Linked DNA regions of Homo sapiens: region 1 is linked to region 2. A link is a contact called in ENCODE Hi-C or POLR2A ChIA-PET data. All regions are on one chromosome and are shown on one strand. Each heading gives the region's core, a stretch centred on a gene start or an enhancer-like site at or near the end of the contact. The rest is flanking DNA. Distances are from core to core; before and after follow the strand shown. Region 1 holds the start of TIA1 (TIA1 cytotoxic granule associated RNA binding protein). Region 2 overlaps ANXA4 (annexin A4).

Region 1 (3,123 bases), core at 203-2,702, 480 kb before region 2:
CAGGTTACTCCATTTTTTTCTACTGTAAACAATGCTGCAGTTGTATCTTGGCACATAAATCTTTATAAATTAATTGTTTTATTTCTGTAGGATAGATTCCTAGACATAGGATTACTTTAGTGACATATATATATAATAAGCAATGTGAAATGCATACAGAGTATACTGAATCACATTTCAGAGCTCTAATTTCTCTGCCTCCTAAAGTTGGACTGAAGTTTATGTATCTTTTGACTTGTTTACTTTTAAGATTCTTGTGACCAATTTGCATTAAATAGCTGGGGTTTTTTGTTTGTTTCTTTGTTTGTTTTTTGAGACGGATCCTCGTTCTGTTGCCCAGGCTGGAGTGCAATGGCAAGATCTCGGCTCACTGCAATCTCCACCTCCCAGATTCAAGGATTCTCCTGCCTCAGCCTCCTGAGTAGTTGGGATTACGGGCCCCCACCACCACATCCAGCTAATTTTTGTATTTTTAGTAGAGACAGGGTTTCGCCATGTTGGTCAGGCTGGTCTCGAACTCCTGATCTCAGGTGATCCGCCCGCCTCAGCCATCCAAAGTGCTGGAATAACAGGCGTGAGCCACTGCCCCCGGCCTAAACAGCTATTTCTTAAATGCTTTTCAATGTGCAATCAATACACGGAAGAAATGCAAATATAAATAAAAATCTGGCATCTGGAAATATCCTCCCCGCGCTGAAAAATCTGGCTAGCACCAACGACGCAAATTCTTAATAAAATCCTTACTTTTTTAAGTAAAACTTTTTTTCTTTTTTCTTATTTCTTAAGTAAACATTTTAAATTGAAATTTTTTTTCTGTACAGAGAAAGTTGAAACATCCATTCCTATGTTTGGGATGAGAAAAGATAAATTATTTATGTTATTGGAAAACAGAAGATTACAGACTGTCAATAAACTTTTACTTTTAAATGAATAAATAATACATGACAATTCTTTTCACATGAGAGAACGTCTGCTTCTATTTCCTCCTAAAATACTGTGGCGGCTGGGCATGTCAACAGCGCCGCTGGTGTAGTGGTATCATGCAAGATTCCCATTCTTGCGACCCGGGTTCGATTCCCGGGCGGCGCATAGGCGTTTTGCTTCTCGCTCGCTAAAAACCAGATAGCTTGAAGAGTCTTTATATATCTTTCCAAAAGAGGAAAGATTTAGGCTTTTTACTGTCCCTGAAGGTTTCCACTCCCTCATAATTCGCGGTCGAAACACTCGAATCCGCAGCCAGAAGACAAAAAAGTTCACGCAAATCGTGAAGTAGTTAATACTTGCGCCTGCGCAGTCTGAGGCGTCCCTCGCGTCGGGTGGAAGAGCGGCTGCGCAACAAGTGAACCTATGGATTAAGGTGTAGCCGGGCGGCCCGGAGGTTGAGAGTGCAAGATTATTCTGCGCCTGCGCGGCCCGGGTAACTTTGCTGGCTGCTCCTAGGCTCCCGGCTCGCCGCCATCTTGTATTGGGGTTTCATTGTTCCCGCTGGGCCGGGCGGTTTAGTGTAATTGCCGCCGGAGGAGGAGGCGGAGTAACCTCTGGTCAGCCGAGAAACCCCACTATCCTGTAGCCATAACCGCTTAAACGATTTGGGAGGTAGTGAAGGGCAGGGAGCTGGACCTGGAGGCGCCGCCGCGACAGCAGCAGCCATGGAGGACGAGATGCCCAAGACTCTGTGAGTCTGGGGCAGCGATGAGGGAGGCGGGATGGTGGTCGTCCCGGAGGGAAGGCCTCGGCCCTGCGCCGCTCCCAGCCTATTGTTCTCCGTGGACACCGCGATATCGTGGTTTTTGTTTCCTTAGCATGCACCTGGATGCTTACAACCAAGACCCAATCTGTGAGGACGAGGTGAAGGGAGACGGGGCTCAACCCTCTCAATTAATCCCTTCACTTTAGCAACACCATTGCATGACCTTTGCTCTCGCCACGGGCCCTCTGTGGTCTTAGACCTGGAGAAAAGACTTTAATTCAGACCTCTTTTTAGAACTCGTCGAACCTTCCTTTTGTCCTATGCTTTCTTTCCTTTTCCCGCTTCTCCCCCTTTTTGATTAACCTCTTCTTATCTTTACAGCCGTCTCCCTTTAATTTTACTTTTGATTTCCTACTGAAATTCTTCCTTTCATTTTCTTCTCGGTGATAAGATTTTTTTTCCTCCTCGAGGGTGCTTGTACTCATTTTCAGTGCAGTAAACTTTATTCTTGCAGTTGCCAATTGGAAAAAAGCCAAGCATTTTTCTTTAACCTCTGGCTTTCCTTCTGTAGCACCCACCGACCAAAAAGCCTAACCAGACACCCCAAGGATTTGGAAATCTCACCCAGAAGGAATATATCAATTGAGGGGAAATGGATTTAATATTATTTTTATAGTCGTTTACTACTGTTGTGATTGACATGGTGTTGAACGAGCGGGCTGTAAATGCCCTAACATATTTACAGAGAATTTTTAGAGATAGCGTTAAATTACCGGAGCGTGGATATTTTCTTTGTCGTGTGGCTTCCCCAACTGCGTTCTTTGTTTTTCGAGGTATTATCGGATGAGTTGATCCTGCCTTTGTTGGCATTTCTCGGAAGAAGAAAAGCTCAATGAGTTCTTGACATAGCTTTTTGTTTTTCTTGGATGACATAGCTTTTTGTTTATATTCTTGGAATACTGGCAGTTTGAGAGCTCCATGCATTAAAAATGCAATTTTAGGTTTCTCTTTGCAGCTCTCTAATAAAGTTGCTCTGAAGTACGATGTAATTGTTTTTTTACCTCCAAAATTTTTCCACTTTTAAGTTGCTATTTCTTGTCTATATTGGAAATGTGGTTACACTTGTTTTCTTAATAGATTGTCAGTTAATCTGTTAGTAACCTTGAAATTTCTTTTCTCTATTCCTGAGGCTCAGAAAGTATCTTTTCAGTAGGACGTAGCAATTAGTGCATGACCTTTGTTTTAGGAAAGATTGTATCTGTAGATGAATACTCCCTAAAAAACTACTAGCCTCACGGTGTTGGTGGAATCTCTTCCCTCTTGCCTCTTAGCTATGACAGTCATCAGCATTTTGGGTTAAGGCACTGCTCGTGTTTTATAATGTAAACTTAATATTCTCAGTATTAGTTTGAAAATGTTTAATTTTAGAAACT
Region 2 (3,286 bases), core at 412-2,911:
AAGAACCTTTATTCAAATGGGTTGTGTGAGTAACTAAGTGAGTGACAGTGTCTTAGGTTTCGAACACTGCAGAGTATTCAAAATGCTAGCATTCATGTTTGGGTTGATGCAGGACCCACAGCTCTCTATGGAGCAATCGCAGATGTTTCAGGTGGTCCAGACACATAGGAGGTTATTCCTGAGAGAACATCCAGCCTGGTGGACTGGACAAAAGCCACACTAAGGTCTGTTTACCCTGAGAAGGGGGACTGTTCCTCTCCCCTTATAAATGCCAAGTAGAATACCCCTGATGAAGCAGCTGATGTGCTTCATATGCAAACCACAGAGGACTGGCTTGATGATCATCGGGGTATTTGTCTGCTGAATATGCCTGTTACCCAGGTCATGGTAAACGCTGTGATTAAGGGGGCTCCTTTTGGCTGGACGCGGTGGCTCACGCCTGTAATCTCTGCACTTTGGGAGGCCGAGGTGGGTGGACTACCTGAGGTCAGGAGTTTGAGACCAGCCTGGCCAACCTGATGAAACCCCGTCTCTACTAAATATACAAACAATTAGTCAGGCATGGTGGCGGGTGCCTGTAATCCCAGCTACTCGGAAGGCTGAGGCAGAAGAATCACTTGAACCTGGGAGGCGGAGGTTGCAGTGAGCTGAGATTGCGCCACTGCTCTCCAACCTGGGCAACAAGAGCGAAACTCTGTCTCAAAAAAAAAAAAAAAGGGGGGGGGGGGGCTCCTTTTACATAAACACCTCATATAACCTTACTGCTGCAAAACCAAGGGAGTCTTATTGAATTTTCTCTCTCAGTTTCCCCTTATGGGTCTTACAGATGCTAATAAAAACATGAGGTTAGTTAAGAGAAGAATGGAGAAAGGCACAGAGAGTCACGGACTAGTCTTAGCAGGGTGGAAATTTTTAAATGGTTATTAACACATAGGGCAGGGTGAGATGGCTCACGCCTGTAATCCCAGCATTGTGGGAGGCAGGGGCGGGCAGATCACCTGAGGTCAGGAGTTCGAGACCAGCCTGGCCAACACGGTGAAACCCTGCCTCTACTAAAAATAGCAAAATTAGCCTGGCATGCCTGTAATCCCAGCTACTAGGGAGGCTGAGGTACAAGAATTGCTTGAGGACGGGCGCGGTGACTCATGCCTGTAATCCCAGCACTTTGGGAGGCCGAGGCAGGCGAATCACGAGGTCAGGAGTTCAAGACCAGCCTGACCAATATGGTGAAACCCCGTCTCTACTAAAAATACAAAAATTAGCCAGGCGTGGTGGTGCACGCCTGTAATCCCAGATACTCGGGAGGCTGAGGAAGTAGAATTGCTTGAACCCAGGAGGCAGAGGTTGCAGTGAGCTGAGATCACGCCACTGCACTCTAGCCTGGGTGACAGAGCAAGACTCTGTCGAAAACAAAAAAAAAAAAAAAAAAAAAAAAGAAGGAAAGAAAAGAAAAGAAAAGAAAGGAGAATAAAACAAATATTGATAAACAAACAAACAAACAAAAAATCAGGGGCAAAACTTAAGACCTTCACAGATCTTAGCCAGTCCTTGGTCTGGAGGCCCTGTTTCATGTCATGTGAATGATCCACATGTACCCATATCCCTTGGTAAGTATGATTCATATGCTAATTGGCTGACAACCCTGGCAGATACTGCTTTTCAGAGCAAGGGCCTTCCCTTTGCTTTCATGTAGTTTTGGAATAAATGACAAGTGAGGAGGCAGGGAAGGGGGACACCTCTCCAAAAGAGGCAAGCTTTAATATGAACATTCCACTCCTTTTTACCACATCAAGAAGTGGAAAGACATCTTGAGCAAAGCCTTCTGGAAATACTGAGAGTCATTACACAAGGAGCTAGAAATATTTCACTTAAGGAAAAAGAAGGTATCATACTTGAACACTGGGTACTTTTATTCAATTTATTTTGAAACTTGGACAGCACACAGTGTAATATACACATTTATATACAGACAGCTGTTGTTTATTTATTAAAGTTTTACTAGTACAAAACAAATTTCTTTCTTTCTTTCTTTCTTTTTTTTTTGAGACAGTCTCGCTCTGTTGCCAGGCTGGAGTGCAGTGGCATGATCTCGGCTCACTGCAACCTCCGCCTCCCGGGTTCAAGTGATTCTCCTGCCTCAGCCTCCCAAGTAGCTTGGATCACAGACGCCTGCCACCATGCCCAGCTAATTTTTGTATTTTTAGTAGAGACAGGGTTTCACCATGTTTGCCAGGATGGTCTTGATCTCCTGACCTCATGATCTGCCCGCCTCGGCCTCCCAAAGTGCTGGGATTACAGGTGTGAGCCACTGCGCCTGGCCACCAAACAGATTTCTAAATAGAATATACAAATAAATGCAGAAAATGGTACTCCTCGATTCATTGTTATATCAGATAGTATGTGTAAAGTCAGTCTACACAAATGCTTATTAGCATAGAGCCTGGCACCTGGTAAGGCCTCAATAACTCTTGGCACAAGGATGGGGGGAGCAGAAAGAGGAAAGAAATGCACCCCCCAAAACACAATTGCTACAGCCTCTCTTAGCAATTGCTAAGGCCTCTCTTAGCTGCACAGAATGACAGCTCCCAAGGGCTGAAAAGCCTTTCTTCTGGAAGTTCCACCTATAACCTTCCCACCTCATTTTCCACCTGCCTCGCAGTGCCATGCTCTTAGCAGAGCCTCTGCCCGACATTCTTTGCTATCTCACCTTCCTTGATTCCTTTGTTCTTTCTCTCTGAAGCCCTTTCTACAATCCATAAGCTGCACATTGTGACCAAGTCCACAATGACTCAGACTGTGTTGGGGGTTTAAAAGCTCCTTTGCTGCTCACAGATGGGGCGAAATAATTAGCAACTATGCCTCAGTTTTTACATCTGTAAAATGCAAACACGCTCCCATTTTGGGGGTGATTCAAATAACTCTAAAAGCATCAGGACTGTTCCAGATGGAAAGATGAAGGCTGAAGGTGATACACTTTTTAGTGATGTCTTAAAAACCTAGGGTTATGAAGAACATGGGTGGGTGACTACAGCTTCTTAACAGTATCTGAACTCTACGACTAGGGCTTAGGATAGGGATCTGAAGTTTTTAAGACATAGTTTTGGAGCAACTGAAAGATAGTTGGGAATTAAACATATGAGACCTATCTCAATAGCAGTTACAAAAGGGAAAAATAAGTTGTAAATAAGTTCAACTTATTTCAACTAAGATTACATAAATTCATGGAAATAATTTACAATGAATTCATAAAGAAAAAGTAGGTATGTTGAGAATACATCTATACTGG

What was found. Hi-C counts contacts between places; a loop is a spot of excess contacts on that map. ChIA-PET counts read pairs that join two places held with the same protein, here RNA polymerase II (POLR2A). Pooled maps may share reads with other maps.
Region 1: a loop to region 2 is called in a pooled map, with 13 times the contacts of the local background. The contact joins the promoter of TIA1 here to the enhancer-like site in region 2. A Hi-C loop is called at or near these places in 5 of 50 pooled maps. POLR2A ChIA-PET finds 5 or more read pairs at or near these places in 4 of 52 experiments (activated CD4-positive, alpha-beta T cell, activated T-cell, activated naive CD4-positive, alpha-beta T cell and 1 more).

Annotation. Positions count from the first base shown.
Region 1 is chr2:70,246,957-70,250,079 of GRCh38, reverse strand. TIA1 (TIA1 cytotoxic granule associated RNA binding protein) reads left to right here and starts at 1,452. Exons shown (of 13, transcript NM_022173.4): 1 at 1,452-1,675. The coding sequence starts at 1,650. TRG-CCC2-1 (tRNA-Gly (anticodon CCC) 2-1) reads left to right here and starts at 1,019; the gene lies at 1,019-1,089. RefSeq lists enhancers at 1,056-1,870, 1,871-2,686.
Region 2 is chr2:69,771,771-69,775,056 of GRCh38, reverse strand. The region is part of intron 1 of ANXA4 (annexin A4); the gene reads right to left. Among named protein-coding and RNA genes, the nearest start is that of SMANTIS, 26 kb to the left of the region's middle. Within about 2 kb of position 1,661, at least 6 of the 41 ENCODE cell types and tissues checked have a DNase peak (open chromatin) inside an H3K27ac peak, as active enhancers do.